Regions from separate parts of the Homo sapiens genome. Here region 2 is linked to region 1. Evidence: read pairs that join two places in POLR2A ChIA-PET (ENCODE). Cell type or tissue: B cell. All regions are shown on one strand. Each heading gives the region's core, and the rest is flanking DNA. Links, peaks and the distances in the headings are about the cores only. Region 1 has its middle 15 kb from the start of ADAMTS7. Region 2 overlaps CTSH (cathepsin H).

Evidence for each region. ChIA-PET counts read pairs that join two places held together with the same protein. Peaks named below come from ENCODE experiments on the same cell type or tissue, not always from the same donor. Only the 100,000 strongest peaks of a DNase experiment are listed, where the experiment ranks them.
Region 2: POLR2A ChIA-PET joins it to region 1 with 6 read pairs; 2 of 35 experiments call an interaction of 5 or more read pairs at or near these places.

Annotation. Positions count from the first base shown.
Region 1 is chr15:78,818,981-78,833,948 of GRCh38, reverse strand. It overlaps the pseudogene LOC390614. Among named protein-coding and RNA genes, the nearest start is that of ADAMTS7, 15 kb to the right of the region's middle. RefSeq lists enhancers at 2,003-2,550, 7,172-7,341, 9,175-9,344 and a silencer at 2,738-2,957. In B cell, for the core only: no CTCF peak of the experiment used is centred there; no DNase peak of the experiment used is centred there.
Region 2 is chr15:78,916,425-78,931,392 of GRCh38, reverse strand. It overlaps CTSH (cathepsin H), which reads left to right. Exons shown (of 12, transcript NM_004390.5): 8 at 1,900-1,981; 9 at 3,612-3,680; 10 at 5,953-6,059; 11 at 8,275-8,400; 12 at 9,188-10,335. The coding sequence ends at 9,263. Among named protein-coding and RNA genes, the nearest start is that of CTSH, 21 kb to the left of the region's middle. RefSeq lists an enhancer at 5,985-6,034. In B cell, for the core only: no CTCF peak of the experiment used is centred there; no DNase peak of the experiment used is centred there; H3K27ac peaks cover 2,106 bases.

The DNA.
Region 1 (14,968 bases), core at 4,081-12,080:
GGTGAAACCCGTCTCTACTAAAAATACAAAAATTAGCTGGGCATGGTGGCATGTGCCAGTAGTGTAGTCCCAGCTACTCGGGAGGCTGAGGCAGGAGAATTGCTTGAACCCAGGAGGTGGAGGTTGCAGTGAGCCAAGATTGCGCCACTGCACTCCAGCCTGGCAACAGAGTGAGACTCCATCTCAAAAAAAAAAGAACACCAAGAAAAATAATCAAGGCTTAGAGCTACCTGTGAACCACTGCATTCTCTTCTTTCTTTATTTTTTAAATGTTTCCTGACTCCTAGAACTGACACTGTGTTTTCTTCTTTCCAAAAATATAACTTTCCTTTTAAGACAACCGCTACAATAGGAGCTAAGATTCTTCCATCTGGAGTACTTTGAAGGAATAATAGTATCACCCACACCAATCAGTTCAGGCACTCTTATTCCATCAGGCACCAGCTATGGGCATCGCCCCCAATTCGGGCTGCTCTGGGATGATACATCTGTAGACATTTGGGTTGACACAAGGTCCTGTGTAGGCTCCTTGCTTGGACAGCAGGCATTGTGGAATGTGTTTTTCCCTCTATGTTCAAGCATCAAGTCTTTCTCCATTCAAGGCATCAGGCATGAAATTTATGAGCAGGTCTTTTTGCAAGTATGCAAATTAAATTCTGACCTCTGGCCATCTAATCTCGAGTGATGTATATTGAGAATGCTGCTTTATGGTGGCTCTGCATCAATATGAGACTCAAGTGCTGCCTACCAGAGAAAGGATTTAAGTTGGCTGTCTTTAGATTAACCTTCAGGTGCTTTTGGGGAGCAGGGGAAGAGAGGATGCTGACTGCTAAGGCTTACATCACGCAAACACTGAAGTTATACTACTACCTGGTCCCATATCAGGTGCAGGGTCTCCAGGCTAAAAGGAATTGCGGAAATCATCTAGTCACTCCACAGCCCCACTAGATGCACCAATTCTGTTTCCAACATTCTTGGTAAGTGATCAGCTACTCTCTGCTGGAATACCTTCAAAGACAGGGAGCTCATGAGGCTCAGTTGCTCAAAAATGGAAAAACTCTGTCATAATTAGGATTGAAATCTGCTTCCTATGACTTTTCTACCACTGGTCCCAGTTCTGCCCTCTGTGGCCACCCGGGCCACTGCTGCTTCATCCAGCCTGGGGGTAGGAGAGGGTGACTACCCTGTCCCCTTCTCCAAACTGCACAGCTCCAGCCCTCTGGCTGCTTCTTGCAGCCCCTTTTCATGCAACATCTAGCACTCTCAGAGTCAGCATACTGATGAATCAGTGCTGCTTGGGGTCAGCTAAGTCCCCAGGATCTTAAGAGGACATGTAACAGGAAGGTCTTAAAGATGAAAGCTCAGAAATCTTCAGCCATTGAGGGCTGTCTTTGAGCCTGATGTTCCTCCATTGTAGGTTTCCAAAAATGGCCCAGACCTCTCCCTGGGAGCTCCCTCCTAAAAATAAAAAGGAAACAAAACAGAAGCCAGGACAGTTAAGTCCCTTAAAGTGCAATGAATGGAGCTCATACTGTTTGCGAAGGCTGTGCTAGGAGGATCAAAGTGCTAGACCTGGCAGAGTCCCCAGGATTCATCTCATCCCCAAACTTTTCAAATGGGGAAACTGAAGCCAGAGGAGATGGGACTCACCTTAGGATACACAGATTAATGGTGTACTCTCAATCTTAAGTAATCTCCACCAATGGACCAACCCTGACCTTCTGAGAGACCCCAGAATACCGGCCTTGACGTCGGACCCTGCTTCATGACGTCATCGCCCCAACCAGATATGAGCCACTTTACCCCATGCCCTTGATACTGACGCAGCGACAAGCGGCCCTCATTGGAAGAGTGCAGCCGCTGGGGCGCTGCCGTGGGAGCTTGCTCGGAGGGGCACCGGCCGCTGGGCTCAGCTACACAGCTCTCGAAGGCCCTGTCGGAAGTGGCGCCGCAGCAGGCAGTAAAGCAGCGGATTGAGGCTGTTGTTGCAGTGCGTCAGGCAGATGGAGACCGGGAAGAGGTAGGCCTGAGCCAGGAAGTAAGCGCGGTCCAAGGGCATGGCGTTCAGTTTGATCAGCACCCCTCAGAGTGTGAACGCTTGGCTGGGCAGCCAGCAGAGCACGAAGGCCAGTAGCACGCAGGCCAGCGCACAGGTGACTCGGGAACGCAGTCGGCGCCTGACCCTCGACGGCCAGCGTGCGCACCACAGTCGCAGGAAGCGCAGCAGCAGCGAACAGGTGCCCAGCGTGGCCAGCGGCAGCACGAAGGCTACTGCGATCTTCTGCAGGTGGTAGAGCACCTGCCATTTGGGGCCGCCGGCGGGGAAGCGCAGCAGGCACGAGTGCTTTCCCCCCACCCTAGCTGCCGTGGCGAACAGGGCGGTGGGCGCCGTAGCCAGGACGGCCATAGCCCAGAGCAGGCAGCACACACAGCTGGCCCGTGATGCGCCCCGATGGCTCGGAGGCAGCGCGCCAGTCACAATGCAATAGCGTGCCACGCTCATGGCACTGAGGAGGAAGATGCTGGCATACATGTTGAGCACGGTGAGCGTCAGCATCACCTTGCAGATGGCACCCCCGAAGGGCCAGCTAAAGTCGCGCGCCGTGTCCACGGCCCAAAAGGGCAGCGTTAGCACAAACTGCAGGTCAGTGGCTGCCAGATTGAGGAGGAAGCAATTGAGCAGCCAGTGGCGGCGCCACTGCTGGGACCTCACCCGGACTAGCACCAGCCGTTGCCCACCAGGCCTACAGCGCACAGGGCCCAGTAGGCGCCCGCAATCAGAGCCCGCAGCGCCGGCGCCCGGACGGCCCCCGCCACCCCGTCCAGGCCATGCAGGCTGCGGGGACTCCGGGCCGGGCTAGTGTTCTCTGATCCGTTGCCCAGGGAGCTGTTAGGGAGCAGCCCCCGACGCCTCTTCCGGCCAGCTGAAGGGAAGCACGGCCCAGACAGCTCGGGCGATTCGACCCTGCCTCTGGCGGATGCCATCGCCGTTGATGGCGATGCAGGGATCCGCTCAGATCCACTCCAACACCGGCAGCCGCTGGGAGAGAACTAGGGGGTCTGCAGTGCCTCGCGGCAGCACCTTTAAAAAACTGGGGAACCACCTGCTAGCCTGCGATTGGCCAGCTGCACCCGTGGCCCACCCCAAAGGCCTCCGAGCTGTTATTTCCAGTAGCTGCTTCTTCACCCTTGAATTAGCGTTGAACTGGGGACCCTTTGCGGGTGAACTGAGACGCGGGGGCCGGAAGCCCGAACCGGAGGAAACAGCGTCTGCAATTCACCCAAGGTGTGGGTCCGCAGCTGCCGGTTCCCGCCCGAGGACGCAGCTCCAGCTTCCCAGTGCCTCCCAGAGGGACTCTGATACTCGGGGGGCGCTGAAGGGAGGTCATATAAATTCTTCCCGTGGAGGCAGTGCGCCCCTCCACCTCCCCTGTGGGCCCCGAGATAGCCAACTGAAGACCAAGGAGGGGTGCCCAAGTCCGACCAGTGGGGCCTGGCAGCCCCCTGCCCGCCAGCCCTGCTTCCTTGAACCCCTGCTCCTGATAAGGCATTTCTCCTCCCCTGCTTTAGCCATGGGTACCCTTCATTCCCACCTTCACTGTGGTCTGCTCTGCAAGTATCCCTGATCTTCTTCCCAAGGTCAGCCGCACTGCTTACAACTGGGCTGAAGACGGAGAAGCAACTAATCTAGGAGCAGTCAGAGGAAGAGACATGCAAACAGGGTTTAAAAGACCAGTGCTGGGCCAGGCCCAAAGGCTGATGCCTGTAATCCTAGCACTTTGGGGGGCCAAGGCTGCAGATCACCTGAGGTCAGGAATTTGAGACCAGCCTGGCCAACATGGTAAAACCCCGTCTCTACCTAAAATACAAAAATTAGCTGGGCATGGTGGTGTGCGCCTGTAATCCCAGCTACTTGGGAGGCTGAGGCAGGAGAATCGCTTGAATCTGGGAGGCGGAGGTTGCAGTGAGCCGAGATGGCAGGCCTTTCCACTCCAGCCTGGGTGACAGAGCAAGACTCCATCTCAAGAAAAAAAAAAAGTCCAGTGTTGGGAGACTAAGACTGGGCCAGCACTCATGCTCAGCATGCACAGAGGAGGGGCCTAAAGCCTGGGGAATCCTGAAAGACTTCTTGGAGGAGGTGATTTTTGAGCTGATCCCAATCCTGCCTTGGCTTCCAATTCCAGTGACTTCCTCCTACAGTTAGAATAAAATCCAGATTTCCTGCTTTGGACTACAAGGCCTCATGACAGAGGCACCCACTACAGCTTTTTTTTTTTTTTTTGACACAGAGTCTTGCTCTGTTGCCCAGGCTGGAGTGCAGTGGCATGATCTCGGCTCACTGCAACCTCCGCCTCCTGGGTTCAAGTGATCCTTCTGCCTCAGCCTCCCGAGTAGCTGGGACTACAGGCGTGCGTCACCACACCCAGCTAATTTTTGTTTTTAGGAGAGATGGGGTTTCATTTTGTTGGCCAGACTGGTCTTGAATTCCTGACCTCAGCTGATCCACCCACTTCGGCCTCCCAAAGTGCTGGGTTTACAGGTGTGAGGCACCGTGCCCAGCCAGCCCTGGTATTTTTAAAAGTGCCTAGGCAATCCCACTGTATGCCAGGGTTGACAAGTCCTCTGTCTGTGGTCTCTCTGCCCACCTCCTAGACCTTGTCACCTACCACTCCGAGCCTTGCTCACTTCACTCCAGACACACAGGCCCTTCCCCAAATACACCACTCTGGCCTGCCTCAGGCCTTTGTCTTTGCTGTTCCCTCTGCCAAGAATGCCCTTCACCCAGATTACCATGTGGCTGCTCCTTCTCAGCACTCTGGCCTCAGCCCAAATATCACTTCCTAAGAAAAGACTTCCCTCTGCCACCACTCTGTTTACTTCCAAAAGCATTCATTGCATGCCCATTATGTGCCAACCACCTTGCTAAGCACGCAGGATGCAGCCTGCAGTGTGTCTTCTACTGGGGGATAAAGACAAACAAATAAATGAGATGAACTCATGGGGGAAAGAGTGACAATGAAACAAAGCAGGGTAACAAGACAGAGACTGAAGGGCAGGGCAGGAGACTCAAGGAAGGGGTATGAGTTTAGGGATGGGAGGGTTCCCAGGGGAGGAGGAGACCATGGTCCCCTTTATACCACTTACCAGGTATGTGTCTTGGGGATAACCAGTTTTTATTTTTCATATTTTATTTTATTTTTGAGATGGAGTCTTGCTCTGTCACCCAGGATGGAGTGCAGTGGCGGGATCTCAGCTCATTGCAATCTCTGCCTCCCAGGTTCAAGCAATTCTCATGCCTCAGCCTCCCAAGTAGCTGGGATTACACGTGCCTGCTACCACGCCTGGCTAATTTTTGTATTTTTTAGTAGAGTCAGGGTTTTGCCATGTTGTCCAGGCTAGTCTTGAACTCCTGACCTCAGGTGATCCACCCATCTCGGCCTCCCAAAGTGCTGGGATTACAGGTGTGAGCCATCACCTCCGGCCGGGGGTTAACTAATTAATCTTGCCTATCTGTAAAAGAAGATGCTGATAACCCCTCATCAGGGTCATAGGAGAATTAACCAGCCTCCAGAGAGAAAGCCTTCAGCTCTGTGCCTGGTGCGGAACTCTTCTTCTTGTGATTATTATTGAGAGGCTAGAGTGACCTCCCGTTTTGCTGAAGGCCCTCTCTGGACCTTCTCTGCCAACTTTAGTCTGGAGCTCCCACTGTATGTCAACCCTGGCATACTGTGCACTTACCTTTTCCTTCTTTCCTACCTCCATCAAGAACACAGGCACAGGCCGGGCTCACGCCTGTAATCCTAGCACTTTGGGAGGCCGAGGCGGGTGGATCATGAGGTCAGGAGATCGAGACCATCCTGGCTAACATGGTGAAACCCCGTCTCTACTAAAAAATACAAAAAATTAGCCGGGCATGGTGGCGGGCGCCTGTAGTCCCAGCTACTTGGGAGGCTGAGGCAGGAGAATGGCGTGAACCTGGGAGGCAGAGCTTGCAGTGAGCAAAGATCACGCCATTGCACTCCAGCCTGGGTGACAGAGTGAGACTCTGTCTCAAAAAAAAAAAAAAAAAGAACACAGGCACAACATGCCACCAGGAGCTGGGAGGTAGTCCCTAGAGGGCAGATCTCCCTCATGTCTCCTGCCCTCAATCAATCACCACCACCAGAGGCTCCCCATCACTCCCAGGCCTCTGCCTTGCTTGCCCAGGAGACAGGGAATCTGCAGTTAAGTGACATTCTCTCCCCAGCGGTTAGGAAAGGGGAGATTAACCTACTTACCAAGACATAGACTAGGCCAGAGCCTGGATGAACTGGGAATCTGATCGAAAGTTTGCAAAATTAGATCATGCTTTCCCAGGGTTTCCTTCCAGCAGGGCCTGATGCCTGGGACTTTTTCTTCCTTGAATGGAAGTTGTCACTGAATGTCAAGTGGCCTGGGTTCTAGTCTCTGTGCCCTAACACTCTGTGTAAAATGAAGTAACTGTCCCATTCTGGTCTGTTTTCTCATTTGTAAAATGAGACACCTTCTAATTCTAAGAGTGTTTTTAGAGACAAGGTCTTACTGTGTCACCCAGGCTGGAGTGCAATGGCCTGATCATAGCTCACTGCAGCTTCTTTGCATTGGCTGGGCATTTACTATGTGCCAGGCCCAGTGCCAGGCATTTTATAAGGATCATCTCATCTGGTCCCCATGACTGCTCTGTGAGACAAGGAATGTGATCCTGACTTACACAGGAGGAAGCAGGCTCAGAGAGGGGACTTGCCCAAAGGCCCACCCAGCAGGTGAACAGAAGCCTCCCTCTGAAGAGCCTGTCCAGTTTTCCCTGAGGTGCTCTGCTGACAACACTCCTAAAATCTGCACACCAGGGGAGTCTCCCAAGAGAAACAGTTATTGGTGAGAGAGGGTCACAATTTGGGGATACATTTCCTTTTCTTATTTATTTATTTATGAGACAGAGTCTTGCTCTGTTGCCCAGGCTGGAGTGCAGTGGCTCCAACTTGGCTCACTACAACTTCCACCTCCCAGGTTCAAGCAATTCCCCTGCCTCAGCCTCCTGATTAGCTGGGGCTACAGGTGTGTGCCACCATACCTGGCTAATTTTTGTATTTTTAGTAGAGATAGGACTTCACCATATTGGCCAGGCTGATCTCGAACTCCTGACCTCAAGTGATCTGCCCACCTCGGTCTCCCAAAGTGCTGGGATTACAGGTGTGAGCCACTGCGCCTGGCTGGATGCATTTATTTTTCTTTTAAAAAAGTATCTTTATGGTCAGGCACAGTGGCTCACACCTGTAATTTTAGCACCTTGGGAAGCTAAGGCAAGAGGAACACCTGAGCTCAGGAGTTCAAGACCAGCCTGGGCAACATAGTGAGACCCTTTCTCTACCAAAAAAAAAAAAAATTAGCTGGGTGTGGTGGTATGTGCCTGTGGTCCTAGCTACTCAGGAGGCTGAGGTAGGAGGATCACTTGAGTCCAAGAGTTGGAGGCTGCAGTGAGCCATGCTTGTGCTACTGCACTCCAGCTCGGGCAACAGAGGGAAACCCTGTTTCAAAAAAAAAATCCCTTTATGGCCAGGTGCACTGGCTTACCCCTGTAATCCCAACATTTGGGAGGCTGAGGTGGGAGGATCACTTGAGCAGAGGAGGTTGAGGCTGCAGTGGGCCATGTTCATGCCACTGCACTCCAGCCTGGGTGACAGAGCAAGACCCTGTCTCGAAAAAAAAAAAAAAAAACCCTAAAACACAAAACTCTTTATATTATTACTGCAATGAAAATATAGCATTTCCACATGTAGTTTTATACAAATTATGTGGCCAGTGTTGATTTTTCCCTTGAGAAAACTTCCCACCATGAGATTATAGGTGACTGTGTCAAGTTTTGGTGTCTTGCTGCATAATCCCTCTGATTCCCCATTCCCATCTCCACAATAGGCCACTCGGCCCCTTGCTTTGCTGCACTGGGAAGATCACAGAAATATCAGGCCAGTATTCCCGGAGTCCCTGGAGAGCCCAGAGGAAGTGGGGAGGTCCGGAAGCAACAGACAGTAGGTCAAGGCCATGGCAGGGAGACAGGCCTGGCTCAGGGGCCTTCCCCTCCTCCCACTGCATGAGTGCGTGTGTGCGTGTGTGTGTGTGTGTGTGTGTGTGTGTGTGTGTTTGATGGGCTAGGGCAGAGTGGGCTGGTTTTCAGCTTGTATTTCTGTAATACAACTTGACTCTTTTAAACCATGAACATGTATTACTTGGATGTAAAGCAAATTAAATAGCAAAAGCACAAAAACCTTCGCAAATTTGATAGGTGGTAAATGCTCCACGGTTGCTTGGATTTGCATTCCTTTAATTTCTGGCAAGGCTGTACATTTCTCAAATGTTTCTGCACCATCTGTATTTTCTCTACACTTTTGGCATTTCCCTCCAGGGAATAGGGTAATGGCTGTGGGGCCTGGCACCTGGAGGCAGACAGATCTACCTACAAGTCCTGGCTCTGCCAGTTACTGGCAAGGGACTTAATCTCCATTTTTTCTTGTCTGTACATTGGAGATAAAGGTTGGGTTTCCCTTATTCAAAATGCTTGGGATCAGAAGTGTTTTAGATTTTGGATTTTTTTGGATTTTGGAATATTTGCATATGTATAATGCAAATCTTGGGGATGGAGTCTACGTGTAAACATGGAATGCATTTATATTTTATATACGCCTTATACACATAGCGTGAAGGTAATTTTATACATTGTTTTATTTTATTTATTTATTTTTTTCTTTTGAGATGGAGTTTCCCTCTGTCGCCCAGGCTGGAGTACAGTGGTATGATCTCGGCACATTGCAACCTCCGCCTCCTGGGTTCAAGCAATTCTCCTGCCTCAGCCTCCTGAGTAGCTGGGACTATAGATGGGCACCACCATGCCTGGCTAATTTTTGTATTTTTAGTAGAGACAGGGTTTCACTATGTTGGCCAGGCTGGTCTCGAACTCCTGACCTCAGGTAATCCGCCCGCCTCGGCCTCCCAAAGTGCTGGGATTACAGGCGTGACCCACCATGCCCAGTCTATACATTATTTTAAATAATTTTGTGCATGCACACATCCATTCCCAGACCTCTCGAAATCTGTCCTGGGCTCCCTCATCCCACCTCCATCCAGAGTTGCCTAAGTTGTAGGTCCAGCAGAGGCAGGATTGCTTGGTGGTGAGAAGGTTAGGTCTGGCTCAGATCAAATAAGAAGAGATAAAATTTGCCTTAAAACTTGCCTGGCAATGGCTTTGCTGCACGGTCTGAAAACACCCGTTCCCGCCCTCTCGACTGAAATTTCCTTGTGACACAGAGAAGGACAAAGGTCTGAGCCCAGAGTTGACGGAGGGAGTATTTCAGGATTCAATTCTGGGACTCCTAAAACGACGAGGGTGTTAGGAAGCGAGGCACAGGGTGGGGACTGGGAATTTAAGGAGAGCTGGGAACAGATCCCTTAGGTTCAGGAAGCTTCTGCGCAAGCAGTGAGGATGGCTGGGGCTAGGGGGCTACTCCGCCTGCCACACTAGCTGTGAGTTGAGCAAAGCCCTGGGCTCATGGTGCCCCAAAAGCCTGCGGCCTCAATCCTAGGCCTGCACGACACATTCAAAAGGATTGTTTTGTTTTGTTTTTAAAGAAAGATGAGATTGGCTTGGTTCTTCATGGGCACATTTTATATAGCTCTTTTTCTTTTCCTTGCTCATTTTGTTTCGGGGAAGAAATTTGTACTGTATTGAGATTGTGAAGAACATCTCTGCACTCAAACAGTTTACAGAAATAAATATTTTTAAAATAATTTTGTGCATGAAACCAAGTCTAGGTACATTAAACCATTAGAAAGCAAAGGTGTCGGGTATGGAATTTTCACCTGTGGCATGAGGTCAGTGCTCAAAAGGAGCATTTCAGATTTTGGATTTTTGGATTAGGGATGCTCAACCTGTAGTAAGTTTACCTCATAGGGTTGCTCAACTTTTAACTAGAAAATTAACATAATGCAACATGGTGAAACCCTGTCTCTACCAAAAATTAAAAAATTAGCCAGTCTCATAACTTGGTATCAAAAAAAATAAGTAAATAAAAATTGAAAAATAAAATAATGTTTTTAAATGCTGTATTTTGTTTTATTTTATTTTGAGACAGGCTCTTGCTTTGTCACCCAGGCTGGAGTGTAGTGGCCCGATCTTGGCTCACTGCAACCTCTGCCTCTCAGGCTCAAACTATCTCCACTTGCCTCTCCCTGACACCCTGGCTCATTTTTGTATTTTTTGAAGTGATGGAATTTTGCCATGTTGCCAAGGTTGGTCTCAAACTCCTGAGCTCAAGCGATACACCCGCCTTGGCCTTCCAAAGTGCTAGGACTATAGGCGTGAGCCACCGTGCCTGGCCTGTATTCTATTAATTTTCCTTCCTCCCTTCAGAAGGACATAGTATATCTGTTGTTTGTTTGTTTGTATGTATGTATGTTTGTTTTTTGAGACAGCATCACACTCTGTCACATAGGCTGGAGTGCAGTAGCACAATCACAGCTCACTGTAACCTCCAGCTCCCAGGTTCAAGTGATCCTCCTGCCTCAGCCTCTCAAGTAGTTGGGACTACAGGCATGCACCACTACGCCTGGCTAATTTTTGATTTTGTGTAGAGACAGGGTCTCGCTCTGTTGCCCAGGCTGGTCTTGAACTCCTGGTCTCAAGCAATCCTCTGGCCTCAGCCTCCCAAAGTGCTGGGATTACAGGAATGAGCCACCACACCCAGCCAGATGCTGTATTTCTTTTCTTTTTCATTTTTTTTTTTTTTTGAGATGGAGTCTCACTTTGTCACCTAGGCTGGAGTGCAGTGGCATGATCTCAGCTCACTGCATCCTCTGCCTCCCGAGTTCAAGTGATTTTTCTGCCTCAGCCTCTCAAGTATCTGGGACTACAGGTGCGTGCCACCACACCAGGCTAATTTTTGTATTTTCAGTAGAGATGGGTTTCACCATATTGGCCAGGCTGGTCTCGAACTCCTGACCTCATGATCCGCCTGCCTCAGCCTCCCAAGGTGTTGGGATTACAGGTGTGGGCCACCGTGCCTGGCCCAGATGCTTTATTTCTAACAAACTCCTAGGTGATGCTCTGCTGTTGGTCCAAAGGGCCACATTTAATGTAGGGAAGGAAACGATACTGTACTAGTAGCAATGGGCTAGCATGGCTGGGCATTAGTCTCTGTGTTTTACTGGGAGATTGGTGGTGTTGTAGTGAGTTAGGTTGGCAGAGGTTGCTAAGGAACTTCCACTGTGACTCACACTAGTTTACAAAGTACTTTCACATATATCATCTCATTTGGGGCATTATTTTAATGTCATAGGGTGTTACTGTAATCATTATTATATCATGAGTCGTTATTTTAATCCCCTGCCCTTTTCTTTTGAGTTGGGGTCTAGCTCTTATGCCCAGGCTGTAGTGAAGTGCTGTGATCATAGCTCACTGCAGCCTCGAACTCCTGGGCTCAAGTGATCCTCCTGCCTTGGCCTCTCAAAGTGCTGGGATTACAGGCATGAGCCACTGGACCCAGCCACCAGCTCTTTTTTTATAGTAAGGATTTAAGACTCAGAAGGATTGGTTGGGTGCAGTGGCTCACACCTGTAATCCCAGCACTTTGGGAGGCTAAGGCAGGTGGATTACTTGAGGCCAGGGGTTTGAGACCAACCTGGCCAACACAGTGAAACCCTGTCTCTACTAAAAATACAAAAATTAGCCGGGTATGGTGGTGCAAGCTTGTAATCCCAGCTACTAGGGGGTCTGAGGCAGGAGAATCGCTTGAACCTGGGAGGTGGAGGTTGCAATAAGCCGAGATCACGCCACTGCACTCCAGCCTGGGCAACAGAGCAAGACCCTGTCTGAAAAACAAAAACAAAAAAAAGGCCGGTCACAGTGCTCATGCCTGTAATCCCAGCACCTTGGGAGGCTGAGGCAGGTGGATCACGAGGTCAGGATATCGAGACCATCCTGGCCAACATGGTGAAACCCCGTCTCTACTAAAAATACAAAAATTAGCTGGGTGTTGTGGCAAGCGCCTGTAGTCCCAGCTACTCAGGAGGCTGAGGCAAGAGAATTGCTTGAACCCAGGAGGCGGAGGTTGCAGTGAGCTGAGATTGCGCCATTGCACTCCAGCCTGGTGACAGAGTGAGACTCCATCTCAAAAACAAACAAACAAAAAACACATAGCAGAGCTGGGACTTGAACCCAACTACATTTAACTCCAGAGCCTGCCACCCATTCCATCATTATGTGCAGCTCACCTTAAGAACATCCAGATCCTGAATCTAGCCTGGAGGGAGGCAGCTGAGCTGAGCCAGGCCTGTGGGTCTTGTCTCTACCACGAGGTGTTACAATTGGTCATTCAGATGGTTTGCAATTAAGCCTTTGTGGGTTCCTGTTCATAGAGCCAATAATCTCTATTTCTTTGGGTTTTGTTCCTTTCTTGTGAAGCCTCCCTCCTAGGTCTCTGCCTTCCTGTTTCTGTCTGGACTGGTGTCTCTTCTGGCCTACTCACCAGCTGTGATCCCAGAATCTACCTTTACTATTATTCTGCGGGCTCCCATCACCTTATGTTTGTGTTGGATCTGTTCCTTAGGTCCTCAGCCTTTCTCTTTCTTGACTTACTTCTTCATTTTGGTGGAGCACAACCTCTAGTAACTTTTGGAAAAAGGGTGCATGGAAGGCAAATATTTTGAACCCGGTGTGGTGGCTCACGCCTGTACTTCCAGCACTTTGGGAGGCTGAGACAGGCAGATCACCTGAGGTCAGGAGTTTAAGACCAGCCTGGCCAACATGGCAAAAACCTGCCTCTACTAAAAATACAAAAATTAGCCAGTCGTGGTGGCAGGCGCCTGTAGTCCCAGCTACTCGGGAGGCTGAGGTAGGAGAATTGCTTGAACCTGGGAGGTGAAGGTTGCACTGAACTGAGATCACACCACTGCACTCCAGCCTGGATGACACCACTGCACTCCAGCCTGGGTGACAGAGCAAGACTCTGACTCAAAAAAAAAAAAAAAAAAGTTTGAGCTTGTATGTCTTAAAGTGTTCTTATTCCACCTTCTTACACTTGATCAAGACTCTGGGAGTTGAATCCTATGTTGGAAACCATTCTCCCTAGAATTTTGAAGGCATTGCTCTGTTTACCTCTAATCTGTAGCATTGCTGGAGGAGAATTCTGTTTGCACTCCAATTACAGAGTCTTTGGGACTATTTTTCTTCCTTCTCTGGAAAATCTGGAAACAATTTTCTCTAATATCCAAGAGTTACGGTACGCCAAGATATCATGTCTTGGTGTGGGTCTTTTTGTGTGTGTGCTGGAAGCCAGTAAAACCATTTAGAAATTCATGTGCTTCAGTTCTGAGAAAATTCTTGTATTATTTATTTGATAGTCTTCCCTCTGTTTCCTCTGATCTTGCTAGGTCTCCTATTTTTTGGATGTTGGATTTATGAAGTTTTAAGATATGGACAAGTTTTTACTTTTCATGCAGGCACATCTATAAACTGTTTTCCTACAGATTTTGCTGTTGATTTCATCTTTAAAATATTCTTCCCAACCCCAAAATTATATAACCAACTTCACTTTTTATGTTGGCAATAGCAGTTTCAAAATAAGGCTCATGCTGTTTTTCTTGTCTAAGCTGTACGGCAGGCAGCAGAAATGAGTGAGTATTTGTTAGATAAATAAAAGAGTGAAATGACTTATTGATTTAAAAAAAGAAAGAAGATCCATGTAATTCATTTTATCTAGCATCTTATTGTCAGCAGGGATTCTGATTTTTATTTTTTATTTTTTAAATTTATTATTTATTATATATTTTTGAGACAGAGTCTCACTTGTCACCCAGGCTGGAGTGCAATGGTGCGATCTTGGCTCACTGCAACCTCAGCCTTCTGGGTTCAAGCGATTCTCCTGCCTCAGCCTCCTGAGTAGCTGGAATTACAGGTGCCCGCCACCACACCCGGCTAATTTTTGTATTTTTAGTAGAGACGGAATTTCACCATGTTGGCCAGGTTGGTCTCAAACTCCTGACCTCCAGTGATCCACCCGCCTTGGCCTCCCAAAGTGTTGGGATTACATGTATAAGCCACCATGCCCAGCCGGGATTCTAATTTTTAAATGTGAAAACAAATATTTTCTTTACAAAAGTTAGTAAAATGCATGAAAAAATAAAAGATAAATAATGAGCAGAAAGAGCTCCTAAATATTCAGTAAACACAATAGAAAAGCATTAAAAGTTTTCAAATTATTTCCAGACACAAAAATATGGAACATCCATTGCTGAAACAATGGTGTGAACAAAGAAGAAAAATACAATTTTAAAAAGAAGAAGAGGCCACGCATGGTTGCTCACACCTGTAATCCCAGCACTTTGGGAGGCTGAGGCGGGTGGATCACTTGAGGTCAAGAGTTCGAGACCAACCTGGACAACATGGTGAAACCCCGTCTCTACTAAAAATACAAAAATTAACCAGGCATGGTGGCGGGCACCTGTAATCCCAGCTACTCAAGAGGCTGAGGCAGGAGAATCGCTTGAACCTGGGAGGCAGATGTTGCAGTGAGCCGAGATCATGCCACTGCACTCCAGCCTGGGTGATACAGCGAGACTCAGTCTAAAAAAAAAAAAAAAAAAAAAGAAGAAGAAAACAGCCAAGCCAATAAGTAAGCTATAGCATCAAGGTGGTAAAGAAACCCAAAGATGGTTGGGTTTGTGCCAGGACAAGGGTCAGGTAGGGTGCACTGGCTCACACTTCCAGTGCTGGTTAGACTCTCAGACAGCAGTTTTCTGAGATCCTACTAAGCACCAGCCCATCAGACATGGCCCATACCCTCTTGGTGTTGATGAGCTAGAAGTGAAGAAGATAAGATTTGACTGCAGGAAAGAACGTGATAGCTATCATTAAGGGTCCCTTTGGAAATCATCATGGCTCTTGGCAATTAGCACTTAGTAG
Region 2 (14,968 bases), core at 1,662-9,661, 100 kb before region 1:
AGGATCCAGTGTGTGCTGGGTCTGCCACAGATATAACCCACCACTGCCCTGGGCGATGGCAAAATGGTCTCTGTTGTACAGGGGTGGTCACCTCACATGGCCAGGTCTCATAGCCAGGACAGGGCAGAGCTGGAATCTGAGTCCAGGCCTCTGTCCTCTCTCCACTGTATCACCTGGCTCTCCACAGTGCGGTTGGCCTCACCCGCCACCAAGGCCTCTGGGAGTGTGGCCAAAAGAATTTAATAGAGTGAGCAACACACCATTACACATCATCCTCCAAACCCGAGATCCACACACAGATACAGGGTTGGCCTTTAGATGAACTCACTAAAGTCCCAGCCTCCCAAGCTCATTGCGCCCTGTGAGGGTGAGGTGGCTGTGTGTAAGGGCTGTACCTTGCCTGGACCTGCTTTCCTGGCCCACTGTAAAGCAGGTTGCCAGGAATTTGCTGACATTTCTACAGTGACTCTAGCCCTCCCTTCATGCAGTGCTCTGAGACATTTCTGTGGTCTTTGCTCACCTGGCACATGGTGTGCATAAAGCCAGGCTCTTGGGGTGCCGTGCCTCGACTCCCCTCCACCTCCCTGGGGCACATCCCTCTCCCAGACCCCAGCCCCTCTGAGCTGGCTCTTCCTCCTGCAGGGAGCCGTGCTGCAGCCAAGTCCTGGGGACCCAGGGGTGACGTCGTAGCCTGCTCTCAGATCCACCATCATGCTCAGTGTCCCCTTACTTTTGGTCTGTTTCCACTCCACAGCTTAGAAACCCAACCCATAACAAGAGTCTGACATTTGGGCACTCTGGGGTCCCACCGTTTTTATTTTTTATTTATTTATTTATTTATTTATTTATTTATTTTTTCTTTTTTTGAGATGGAGTCTCGCTCTGTTGCCCAGGCTGGAGTGCAGTGGCGCGATCTCAGCTCACTGCAAGCTCCGCCTCCCGGGTTCACCCCATTCTCCTGCCTCAGCCTCCCAGGGAGCTGGGATTACAGGCGTGCGCCACCACACCTGGCTAATTTTTGTATTTTTAGTAGAGATGGGGGTTTCACCATGTTGGCCAGGCTAGTCTCGAACCCCTGACCTCAGGTGATCCACCCACCTTGGCCTCCCAAAGTGCTGGGATTACAGGTGTGAGCCACCACATCCAGCCTGTTTTTCAAAGGAGTCTATTTGCTTTGGTTCAGGACAGTACTTCCTTTTCTCATTCATACAACAAATATCACAGAGCACCCGCTGTGTGTAGGCCCTGGGGATACAGCGCTCAGCAGAACTGGAAGAGCGGGCATTCTGGCAGGCTCAGAGAGACCACAGTCAAGGCTAGACTAGGTCAGGCGGTGCGGAATGCTATGGAGAGAAACAGAGAAGGGACGGGGATTGCTGGGCAGCTGCTGAGTTTTTGTTTATTCTGGGAGGCCACATGATGTAGAAAAGACCCACTTTTGGAACCACTTCCCAGCTTTAGCTGTGTGGCCCTGGCCAGGTTATTCAGCCTCTTTGCCTCAGCCAGTGACAGCATCCACCACACAGGGTCGACACGAGGGGTCAGGGAGTCATGCCTGGGAAGCACCTGCCCAGGGGCTCGGCTGTGGCGATGACAGTGCTCTGGGCTGATGCTGTTGACCATGGTGTGGGGCTGTGCACTCCTGACAGAGCGGCTGGCCTTAAGGGGTCTCTATCCCACTGAGGCATGTTTGGGCTGGTCCTTGGACTCCGGTGGCCTCATCTGAGTTTGCTGAGTCTTATCCCAAGGCTGGGCCTCTCAGAGACCCCCTCTGCCACTGGGACATGCCCAACCAAGTCCCCAGCCTGCCAGGCCAGATATCTCGCCACGCCAGTCCCCGAGGGCCCCGCCTCTATCAGGACAGCCCCAGGTGGGCTCACCTGTGTGTACTTCTTGCAGGGGTCTCCCCAGCCAGGCTTTCGAGTATATCCTGTACAACAAGGGGATCATGGGTGAAGACACCTACCCCTACCAGGGCAAGGTAACTCCAACAGCCTCCACTCTGTCTTCTTGGCGTACAGCATGCCTAGCTTCACTCCCTCCCCAGCCTTGGAAGACATCCCTTCTCCCCCCACCTCCCTCCCGCCGGAATTCTCACAATTGTCTGTTCTCTCCAAATTCTTCCTTCCCCTCCTCCACCCACCTGAGCCCACTGCTCTCACCAGTCCAGGGGCCTCTTTATCATTCTCACCCCATACCCGCTCTGCGGCACCATCTCTTTCCTTCCCGAGCCAGACTTCTCAGGACCCCTCCTTCCCCCCACCTGCCCCATCTTCCTGGCTCCTCTCCCTCCTGCCACGAGCGCCATCCTCTCGCCTCTGTCCATGCAGTTGGCCTCTTGTGCCAAGGACCCTTTGGGGGCCCACCCCCACCCCTACCCTATCAAGGCTGCTGGGCCTCCCACCATCACCTCCGCCCAGCCTGGCCACAGCCAAGTGCCTTGTCTTTCCCCAAGACCTGTTGCTCCTCCTTTATTTCCCCTCGTGGTGATGAGCAGCACTGGCCTCCCTCAGAATTTCCCAGGTGTCCACAGTCCTGTTGGGCCGGTCCCCCTCTCCACCCCACCCTGCCGCCAGCCTGCTGACCACCACAGACCTCACATGACTCCCTTGGCCCATCTGTGTCGCTGACCACTCAGACCGGGGCCTCCATCCAGACCCCTGAGGGTGGCCTCCCCCAGGCCTCTCAAACCCAGCTCAGACCCCACGCCTGCCTCGATCAGAATGCCGCCGAGGCTCCATGCGGCCTTCGGGAGAAAGCCCAGACTCCAACTCAGTCTCCCTGTCTCTTTTACTCTCCCTTCTTTTTTTTTTTTTTTTTTTTTTTTTGAGACGGAGTCTTGCTCTGTTGCCCAGGCTGGAGTGCAATGGCGCAATCTCGGCTCACTGCAACCTCCGCCTCCCGAGTTCAAGCAGTTATCTGCCTCAGCCTCCTGAGTAGCTGGGAGTACAGGCACCCGCCACCACGCCCAGCTAACTTTTTATATTTTTAGTAGAGACAGGGTTTCACCATCTTGGCCAGACTGGTATTGAACTCCTGGCCTCGTGATCTACCGCCTCGGCCTCCCAAAGTGCTGTGATTACAGGCGTGAGCCACCGTGCCCGGCCAACTCTCCCTTCTTAACCTCACGCCCAGGCCCAGCCACATGCTGGTTCCTAAATGCCAGGTCCTACCCTCCCTCTAGTTCTGTCCCTTGTCCTGCTGCCTTCTCTCCTGCCTTGAAAGGGCTGCGCTTCCCTCCTTGTGACCTTACCCCTGCACCTGCCTCTTGCCAGCATTGTTTTTTGGGCTGAGACTGTCCCCACTCCCCTGCCTCACAGGCTCTGACTCGGCCTCCACTTCTCAGTGAGTTTCCTCAGGCCGGGTGAGGCCCCTCCTCAGGCTCCCACCACACACCATGTGTGCCCACCTCTGCCAAAGCCAGCACAGGACCATCTGCTACCAGACCCTAAGCTCCTTGAGGACAAGGATGCTTTAATTCTCTCTGAAATTATCCCATCCCCCAGGCCCTGGCACATCTTGTTTTGTTTAGTAAATGTTATTGAACTGCGTGGGGAGGCTGAGACTTCGGGTCCATAACCTGTATTTCATGCCCTTTGCATCCTCAACAGGATGGTTATTGCAAGTTCCAACCTGGAAAGGCCATCGGCTTTGTCAAGGATGTAGCCAACATCACAATCGTGAGTGCCGATCCCCCTCTGGGATGGGGAATGTGTCCTGATGAGGAGGCCTCTCTCATGCTGTCGGATAGCCAGTGGGCCCAGCAAGGCAGCCCTTCTGGCAGCACATCCCTTTGACGAGTTCATATTATCCCTGGGTCTCAGTCGCTGTGATGGTGGCGAGGCAGGAGATGGGAGGGAGAGCGCAAACTGGCAGGCAGGCCCTCTGGTTCTGAACTCCAGATCCACACATGCCTTCATTCTTTTGGTTCTGTTTTCTTGCTTGTAAAATGCAAGCAATTGTCCGCATCCTGCAGAAGAGGGTATGAGCACGTGCTTGACACAGCGTGTGTGAAACTGAGGAGGGTGAGTGTGTGTCACTCAGGATGAGCCAGGTTCTGTTGCAATAACAACCGTGCCCAATCTGCATGGCTGACAACAGTCAAAGGGTGTGTGGCACTCCTGCGCCCATGCACAGCTTAGGGAGGGTGGTGTGTGCTCCGTGTCATTGGCCTCACGCCAGGACTAGAGGGAAAGAAGGTGGTAAATGATGCCCTAGCTCTAAAGCCAAAACAAGCCGCCCAGTCACAGTTGACCTCAAGTGAATAGGGAAGTGTGGTCTTACCCTGCTTCTCCCAGAGAGAACTGGAACGTGAATGAACGCCTTCGTGACTGCAGTGTGCATGCATGCAAGTGTGGGAGGGTGTGTGAGGAGTGGAGGAATATCGCTTAGGTTGTGTGTGCGCCCACGAATGTATGTACAGTTCACAAACGTGATGTCTGTGTAATGACAGCGGCTGCCATTTAGTTGAAGCATGTGCCAAGCTCTCAGCAATAACATCTTAACTTGATGGAGTACTTCTAGGTGCTGTACCAACCCTCAATACGCACTATCCCCTCTAGACCCGAACTGGCCCTAGGAGATGAGTATCCTTATTACCTCATTTGACAGGTGAGGAAACGGGGGCTCCAAGTGGTTAAGTAATGTGCCCAAGGCCACAGAGCTAGGAAATAGATGCTGGATTTGAACTAAGAATGTGTCATTCCAGAACCAGGGCTCATTGCCTTGACAACATACAGCGCAAATCCTGTACTCAGGATGTCACCCTCTTCAGAATGTTGCTGCTGTCACTCAAGCTGGCTGCTCTGGGCCATGATATCCCAAGGACAGGTGAATTTGGGCCTCAAAGGTATCCCTTTGCATGGTCCCCAGGAGAGCCTCATTGGTGACACCTGCAGGGCCCTGACGACCAGGCCAGAACTAGCATTCAGCCCTCTTGGGCAGGCCCATGGGGTGGAAATGGTGCCACCTGCAGAAGTCATCGCCCCTGTGCTGGGCTGGCCTCTGTGCCCTCCATGTCTCAGATATGCCCTGACCTGTTGGGCTCACAAGGCCTTGTCCACATACCAGGAAGGAGGGCACTCCCTTGCCAGGCACCTGTTTGCTTTTCACAGCTGGGTCTCTGTCCACCCCTCTAGGGAGGCAGGACTGAGGGAGGCTGGGCGCCCCGTCCCTCCTGCACTTGCTTTCCTTCAGTAGGGCCCTGGCCTCAGCACAGGTAACTTCCCCCCTCATTTCAGCTCCCAGAGGTCTCTTGGTTAGTGCACTTGAACCCAGCCACCCCCAACCCAGAAGCTCCAAAAAGTGCCAATGCCTGGGACCCACCCTGCAGATACTGTTGTAGTTGGTCTGAGGCACAGCCTGGACTTGGGGTTTTTTTAAGGTTCTGCATGGGGTTCTACCTGCTGCTGTCACCTGGTCTCTGCAGCTCTGTTCCAAAGCTGCAGCCTCCAGGAAGCCACCCTGACTTCCCCCCACCTACCTTCCCCCTTGGAGGGGACAGGTTCTACTCAGAAGTCACACAGCCCTCGGATGGGTCTTCTCGTTTCCACCGCCATCTGGGACCTACCCGTCCATGGTTTATAACCCCTGTGTTCTAGCAGCAAAGCTTTGTAGACTCTGGGTTTATGGGTGTAGGGGTGAGAGCTGCTGGCCCAGGAGAGGACCTCAGGGAATGGATGTGAATGACTGAATGAGTAGGTCCACGCTGTACCCCGTGGTCCCTATCTCAGAGGGTGCAGGGTTTCCTAGGAGCAGAGTTGGGGAGAGGAACGAGAGATGGCCAGACAGACCCAGCCAGAGACAGGAAGGGAGAGAGGCCGCAGGGGAGCTGCTTCTGGCCATCCATGCTGCTCTGGGCCTCTAGCCCCTAGCTTGAGGCAAAAGGCTGTACTGTGAAAGGAGTGGGGAGGTGACAGGCCATGTGTTTCTGTCTCGGTCCTGTTTCCACAGTATGACGAGGAAGCGATGGTGGAGGCTGTGGCCCTCTACAACCCTGTGAGCTTTGCCTTTGAGGTGACTCAGGACTTCATGATGTATAGAACCGGCATCTACTCCAGGTGAGTCAGGGTCCCAGGAGCCAGGAGGGACAGTGGGGAGGGGCTTGGTGGGCCTCCTCACACCCCACTCGTGGGACTTGGGCTCGTGGCCCAGACTCCTGTGTGTCAGACCCTTCATGACACCTGCCAGGTGCTGGGCGTTTTGCACATCCCTCAGTTAATCCTCACACAGCCCCAAGGGCCAGGAGCCATGGCCTCTTCTCACAGCAAAGGAGAGGTGGTCAGAAGGGATACGACAGACACAGGCCACCTGGCTAGTGAGAGCTAGGGCCAAAATTTGAGAGCTTTGTGCTCCTTAACAGAAGAGTTGCCTCCAGTTTAAAAAAAACCCATGTTCAGGCCAGGCGTGGTGGCTCATGCCTGTACTCCCAGCACTTTGGGAGGCCGAGGCAGGTGGATCACTTGAGGCCAGGAGTTCAAGACCAGCCTGGCCAACATGGCGAAACCCCATCTCTACTAAAAATACAAAAAAAAAAAAAAAGCCAGCGTGGTGGTGCATGCCTATAATCCCAGCTACTCGGGAGGCTGAGACACAAGAATGGCTTGAACCTAGGAGGTGGAAGTAGCACTAAGCCAAGATCGTGCCACTGCACTCCAACCTTGGTGACAGAGCAAAGCTCTGTCTCAGAAAAAAAAAAAAATACCCATGTTTAAAGATTTGAAGACGTAAAATAGGGAGAAGAGTAGCTGCCCTCACACACTAGGATCCTGTGCTGGAGGAGTCACCCCAGGCTTCTTCAGAAAAACCAAGCTTTAGCCTCTTTACTATGGGGTTTCTCTCACCCACACCTTTTCGCCTGCCTGGTTTGCAGCCTCATTTCCCTCCCTTCATCAGTTGCTGCCCGTTAACGTCACTCACTAATGTCACTCACGTCTGTGCTCTCCTCTCCCTCCCTGAGGCTCTGCCCTGGTCACCATTGTCCTTGGACCCCCTAACCCCCCACACACTGTTCCAGCTTCCACTGGGAGCTGTCTGCCTTCTGAAACACTCCTCTTGCCAACGCCAACCTTTGAACACACCAGTGTCCCTGCTTTCCCAGGGTCCTACCCTGAGGGGGACCCTCATGATCTGGTCCTCCCTCTTTTTCCACACTCATCTGCCATCAAACCCGTCCCCGCCGTTCCACCCTGCAGCCCCCACCCCAGCCACGCAGAAGGGTTCGCAGTTCCATGGGCGTTCCCCGCCTCCACAGGGAGCCTTCCCTGACCCACCCTGCCCACCCTCCCCCCCCCCCCCGCTGGGTTGGATCCCCCCCACCTCCTGGGGGCTCTGTCGCCCTCCCACTGTCAGAGCCCTCAGGCCACTGTAGAGAAGCAGCCTCTTTGCCAACCTGCTCCCTGCCAAACAGGGCTTCCAAGGGACAGTTATGCATGCTGCCTGGATCCCGGCACCTGGCCCTGGCGCGAGCCTATGGCCCACTTACACATCAGCTGAATTCACACCTGACCACTGCAGTTTGTTCTCTTGAATTTCTTGGAATTTCCTTATGGAGGCTAGTTCACTTTTGTAAACAGAAAAAGTTGTATTTTTGCCATAGGTATAAAGTAATATTTAATAAATGCAGTGGCAACAAAGCAAAGCTGTGTTAAAGTCTGCCAGACACTGTTGCCTACAGAAGGTGCAGCAGGAAGGTGGCTCTCTCCTTGCCAGGAAAGAGGGAGTAGAAAGTGTCAGGGGTGAGACACGGGCCAGCACCATATGGAGATTCTCCTGACAGAAGCAGAAGAACCAAAAGAACTGAAAGGGCCGGGTGCGGTGGCTCACACCTGCAATCCCAGCACTTTGGGAGGCCGAGGTGGGTGGATCACCTGAGGTCAGGAGCTCGAGACCAACCTAGCCAACATGATGAAACCCTGTCTCTACCCAAAATACAAAAATTAGCTGGGTGTGGTGGTGCACGCCTGTAATCAGGCTACTCGGGAGTCTGAGGCAGGAGAATCGTTTGAACCCTGGAGGTGAAGGTTGCAGTGAGCAGAGATTGCACCATTGCACTCCAGCCTGGGCAACAGAGTGAGACTCCGTCTCAAAAGAAAAAAAGAACTGAAAGGAGTTCTCTCACGGAGACTAAATGTGATTACATCACCACCTTACATGCCTCCCTGGTCCGCTGTGGGGAACATTGCTCTAAAGCGCTCAAAGAGGCGTTGTTGGATGGGACTGTCATTGCTTTTATCCTTCCCATATGATCACCTCTTTTTGAATTTTGTTTTCCAGTACTTCCTGCCATAAAACTCCAGATAAAGTAAACCATGCAGTACTGGCTGTTGGGTATGGAGAAAAAAATGGGATCCCTTACTGGATCGTGAAAAACTCTTGGGGTCCCCAGTGGGGAATGAACGGGTAAGCAGCTCCCAGGTCCCACTTCTGGGAGGGGGATGTTGCTCAGGCCTGGAGGCCCTGGGGGCATCACTTCCACCTCAGAGTTACGGCTTCCACAGACGAGCTGGTCAGCCAAGCCCTAGGCCAGGCCAGGGGGAAAGGGAGCATGAGAATGTAGCCTCCACATTTCCAAGCCCCCATTTGCAGCCCTCACAGGGCCCCAGGTCTTTAGGACGCTGCAGGGAGAGCAGGAGGCCAGCTGGCTCAGAAGGACTGCTAGGAAAACAGCTCAGAACTTGGAACTCTGCTGGCACGAAATCAGTGTCTGGGAGGGTCCGTCTTTGAGAAATCAAAGCAACAAATGTACCCCTGATCACTGACAGCCCCTCCTTCCGGGAGAAAAGGCTGGCATGGGGCGGCCTGGGTGTATATGCTGCTGTGCCTTTGTCCTGTCCTCCCAGATTCCATGTCCTTGTCTGAAAAGGAGAGCTTTCCTGTTCCCTCGGGCTCCTGGTGATAAAATAGCTGTGTGAGGGCCCGGCCAGGGCTAAGAGGGGGCCCTCGGTAAATTTTCGGGAGAAGTGGGATATGGATCATTCATTTGGCAGCTAAGGAGAGGGAAGAATGAATTCTTCACAAAGTCAGGTCCGTGATTTGCCGGTGATCAAATAAGCCGAATGCTACTGTTTTATGAATAAATTTAGAGGGTCTCACCCCTGAAGTCAGCTCTTGGTGAGCAGCAAAACATTCTAGAAAGGCCTGTGGTGGGGAGACCGCCGGCCGGGCCTCAGCTCCTCTTTCTGCCCAGGTACTTCCTCATCGAGCGCGGAAAGAACATGTGTGGCCTGGCTGCCTGCGCCTCCTACCCCATCCCTCTGGTGTGAGCCGTGGCAGCCGCAGCGCAGACTGGCGGAGAAGGAGAGGAACGGGCAGCCTGGGCCTGGGTGGAAATCCTGCCCTGGAGGAAGTTGTGGGGAGATCCACTGGGACCCCCAACATTCTGCCCTCACCTCTGTGCCCAGCCTGGAAACCTACAGACAAGGAGGAGTTCCACCATGAGCTCACCCGTGTCTATGACGCAAAGATCACCAGCCATGTGCCTTAGTGTCCTTCTTAACAGACTCAAACCACATGGACCACGAATATTCTTTCTGTCCAGAAGGGCTACTTTCCACATATAGAGCTCCAGGGACTGTCTTTTCTGTATTCGCTGTTCAATAAACATTGAGTGAGCACCTCCCCAGATGGAGCATGCTGGTCCTGGGCCATGACTCAAACCAGGTCTGTCCTCGCCACTCAGTCTCCCAGGAGGGAGGCATCAGGGGGTGTCCAGGCTCTGGCTGGGAGGATGGTGGGGGTGCTGGCGGTATTATCCACCAGATGGGGTATCCAGGATGAAGAGCAGGCTTAATTTGAGATCTTGACTATTTGTCCCAAACCTGAGTGGAGAGGTGGGGAGGAAGGAGAAAAACGGGCCAAGCTGCGGCAGAGGCAGGATTCAAACCCACAATGTCAGCCCAGAAGCCTGTACTTCTCTGTGTGGCCTCCCCAGTCTCAGCTGCCTACTCCTACTCAGACTCTGCCCCCCACCTCCACATGAGACTGCCCACCCCTTCCTCACCAACCCCTTATTTATTTCAAACGTGCCCAGATGCTCCTGTCGTTTCCACACCATCCCTTCCCTTATCTTGCCTTTTGAGAAATCTTGATCTCTGTTTAGAGGGCGGCCATGAAGTTGCTGCTGCTTCCTGAAGCCTCCGGGCTCTGGGATGTCTGTAGAACAAGCTGGAGTCCACCAGCTCTTTGTCCTATGGCTCACAGACTTTCTTAATGATAAAAGCTGTCATCTTATTTGGGCTTCCTGAAAAGCTAAAGGCTTGAGAATATTTGAAAAATATATATGTTCATGATAAGGCTTATTTAGATAATGCAAATATAGTTTAATTTATTAGAAAATTCTAGTAACATAAGACCACAACTGTATAAGACAAAAAACAATCACCTTGCTAGGCATGGTGGCTCACGCCTATAATCCCAGCACTTTGGGAGGCCGAGGCAGGTGGATCACCTGAGGTCAGGAGTTTGAGACTAGCCTGGCCAACATGGTGAAACCCCGTCTCTAATAAAAATACAAAAAAAAAAATTTAGCCAGGAGTGGTAGTGCACACCTGTAGTCCCAGCTACTCGGGAGGGTGAGGCAAGAGAATCGCTTAAGCCTGGGAGATGGAGGTTGCAGTGAGCTGAGATCATGCCACTGCACTCCAGCCTCAAAAAAAAAATAATAATAATAATAGACTTCATTGGATGGAATTCTATTCTAGATTTAAAAAAAAACTAACATGAAATGAAAGCATAATTTCTTTTTCTTTCTTTTTTTTTTTTTTTTTTTAGATGTAGTCTCACTCTGTCACCCAGGCTGGAGTGCAGTGGTGTGATCTCAGCTCACTGCAACCTCCACCTCCCCAGTTCAAGCGATTCTCCTGCCTCAGCCTCCTGAATAGCTGGGATTACAGGCATGCACCACCACTCCTGGCTAATTTATGTATTTTTAGTAGAGATGGGGTCTCACCATGTTGGTCAAGCTGGTCTCGAACTCCTGACCTCAAGTGATCCCAAAGTGCTGGGATTACAGGAGTGTGAGCAACCGCACCCAGCCTGAAAGCATAATTTCTGAATTTGACAAAGATTCTCAAATCAATGGTCAGTTGTATAAAAGGATTCCCATTGAAGTCAGTGGTATAAAAGGATTCCCATTGAAGATACATGGCAAATAAGTCTAAGGGTACCATTCTTGCTTACATCTATCTGGAAGATCTGGCTGCTGTGATAAATAAACCCAATTAATATTTGCAGACAGCATGATAATGTGGCTAAAAACATTCAGGAGAATCAACAAAACTTAGAACTAATGAAAGAGTTCTGAAAGTGGCTGGATACCAGAAAAAAAAATCAAAAACTCAGAAAAAATACACTATTTTTTGTTACTATTGCAACTTTACTATTGCAACAAAACCAGCAGCTAGGAATAACCACCAAAAAGTCTTATATGAAGAAAATTACTAAATTAATAACACTATAAAGGAAGACTTAGATAAATGGAGAGCCACCATATTCTTTTGTTGTTGTTGTTGAGACAGAGTCTCACACTGTTGCCCGGGCTGGAGTGCAATGGCATGATCTTGGCTCACTGCAACCTCCGCCTCCCGGGTTCACGTGATTCTCCTGCCTCAGCCACCCGAGTAGCTGGGATTACAGGTGCCCACCACCACACCTGGCTAGTGTTTTGTATTTTTAGTAGAGACGAGGTTTCACTATGTTGGCAGATTGGTCTCAAACTCCTGACCTCATGATCCACCTGCCTCGACCTCCCAAGGTGCTGGGATGACATGCATGAGCCACCATGCCCGGCCGAGGCACACCATATTCTTGAATGGAAAGATTAGCATAAATAAGTTGATTATTGCCAGAAATAAAAGTACAGATGGTATATTTCCAACTAAAATCCCAATAAAATTCTGTTATCCTTTTTATCTGGGGGAAAAAAGGCCAAGGTAGTTTTATAAATGAGCAATGAGGGTGGATTTTTTTCACATATTAAAATTTACAAAATGTTAACCCTTAAAACAGTGTGCCAATTAAGAATAGATTACTCACTCAGGTCTAGGAAGTAAGAATTCGATACATCCGTCACAGACGAGTCCATTTTCACCATTCAATTAAAGGTGCTAGAAGCTGGGTGCGGTGGCTCACGCCTGTAATCCCAGCACTTTGGGAGGCTAAGGCAGATGGATCACGAGGTCAGGAGTTCAAGACCAGCCTGGCCAACATAGTGAAATCCTGTCTCTACTAGAAATACAAAAATTAGCCGGGCATGGTGGCGGATGCCTATAATCCCAGCTACTCGAGAGGCTGAGGCAGGAGAATCACTTGAACCCGGCAGGCAGAGGTTGCAGTGAGTGGAGATCGCACCCCTGCACTCCAACCTGGGTGACAGAGCGAGACTCCGTCTCAAAAAAAAAATAGTGCTAGAAATTGAACAGTAGGTTGGAAAAACAATGTAACCTAAATCCTCACCCAGCTCTATATTGTTTTTAAAGTGAACATTTTCTTTTCTAACGGGTTTAGATATAGAATGACTGTGGAGACAGAGGAGAATTCTTGCACACCCACACCCAGATCTCTCTGCGATGAATGTAGTAGTTTGATACAAATGTCACAATTAATGATCCAATATAGAACATTATTAACCACATTCCAATTAAATACTCATTTAAAGGGAGGGTCCTGGGTGAGGTTCCAAAGAAATTCAAATTACCACAAAAATCAAATAACTGTTTTCAAAATTAGCCTCCCCTGAGGGATTTAGGTGCTCCGCAGGGATTGTGGGCTTGGGCTGGAACACAGACCTGAGACTTTGAAGCAGAGTTCTCCTTTCCATAAGAGCCCCGAATGTCTCAAACCCAGACAATGATGAGAGTCTTTTATTATAAAAAGGCCTGCAGGCCTGGTGTGGTGGCTCACGGCTTATAATCCCAGCACTTTGGGAGGCCAAGGTGGGCAGATCACCTGAGGTCAGGAGTTCGAGACCAGCATGGTGAAACCCTGTCTCTACTAAAAACACAAAAAAATTACCTTGGCGTGGTGGCACGCACCTGTAGTCCCAGCTACTTGGGAGGCTGAGGCAGGAGAATCGCTTGAACCCGGGAGGCAGAGGTTGCAGTGAGCCGAGATCGTGCCACTGCACTCCAGCCTGGCAAGAGAGCGAGACTCCATCTCAAAAAAAAGAGGGGGAGGGGGAGGGGGAGGGGGCGGGGGGGGGACTTTCAGGGGCCAATTCCCTCCTTTTCAGCCATTTACCAAACACCTGCAGAGTATCCACTGTGTGCAGTCCTCTCCTGTGCCAGGCACCAGGGAGCACACAGGATGTTTATAACATCCAGTGTTGGCAGGACTGTTGTGAAACAAGCAGCATGGCCTGTGCCTTGGTGCTGTTTGGATTTAAAGAGATCGGCAGACATGGCTACATCCAACTGAGATAAGTAAATTTCAAATGCACTTGAACCCTAAGGATGCTACAGAGCCTGGTACACAGCAGGTACTGCCTAATTGATCTCAGTCATCACCCCTGCCCCTACTCCATGACAGGCCCCGTGCGGACCTCTAGCAATCTCAGGCCCATGGACTATGTCTTTAACACTAAGGTGCTCCTGCACTTAGGGAAAAGATAGCAGAGTTTTAAAAAAACAAAAAACAGTTAAAGTCCAAAGGTTAAAAACAAAGACATCACAAGAAAAGAAAACTACAGAGCAATGTTCCTTATCAATACAGATGTGAAAATCCTCAATAAAATACTAGCAGACCAAATCCGGCAATATATAAAAAGAATTATATACCATCTCTACTAAAAATACAAAAGTTATTTACCATCTCTACTAAAAATACAAAAATTAGCTAGCCGTGGTGGTGTGCACCTGTAATCCCAGCTGCTCCAGAGGCTGAGGCAGGAGAACTGCTTGAACCCGGGAGGTGGAGGCTGCAGTGAGCCAAGATTGTGCCACTGCACTCCAGCCTGGGTAAAAAAAAAAAAAAAAAAAAAAAAAAGTATTACTATATGAACCCAGTAATTCCACTGCTAAGAGAATTGAAAACATGTACACACAGAAACTTGTACATGAATATTCCTAACAACATTATATATAATTGCCAAAATGGGGAAACAACCCAGATGTCTGTCAACTGACAGATAAAATATGATACATCCATACAAAGAAACATCCAGCCTAAGAAGGAAGTGCTGACACACACTACACCATGGATGAACGTTGGAAACATCAGGCCAAGTGAAAGAAGCCAGACGCAAAAGACTACACATTGTGTAATTCTGTCTATATGAGCCAGGCACAGTGGGCTCACACCTGTAATCACAGCACTTTTGGAGGCCAAGACAGGAGAAGTTCTTGAGGCCAGGAGTTGAAGACCGTCCTGGGCAACATGGCAAAACTTCATCTCTACAAAAAAATACTAAACAAACAAAAAATTAGCCGGGCATGATAGCAGAGCCTGTAGTCCCAGCTACTCAGGAGACTGAGAGGTGGGAGGATCACTTGAGCCCAGGAGGTCAAGGCTCCAGTGAGCCATGATTGCATCATTGCACTTCAGCCTGAGTGAAGAGCAATACTGTCTCAAAAAAAAGAAAAGAAAAGAAAGAAAAAAAAAAAGGCCAGGCAAGGTGGCTCACGCCTGTAATCCCAGCACTTTGGGAGGCCGAGGTGGGTGGATCACAAGGTCAGGAGATCGAGACCATCCTAACACGGTGAAACCCCATCTCTACTAAAAAATACAAAAAAATTAGCCGGGCACGGTGGCAGGCGCCTGTAGTCCCAGCTACTCCGGAGGCTGAGGCAGGAGAATGGCAGGAACCCGGGAGGCGGAGTTTGCAGTGAGCCGAGATCACGCCACTGCACTCCAGCCTGGGGACAGAGCAAGACTCCATCTCAAAAAAAAATAAAATAAAATAAAAATAAAAAAAAGAAAACGAAAAAAAGCAGAAGCCTGTGTACTCAAGACTTTAAAATTTCAAGACATGTTA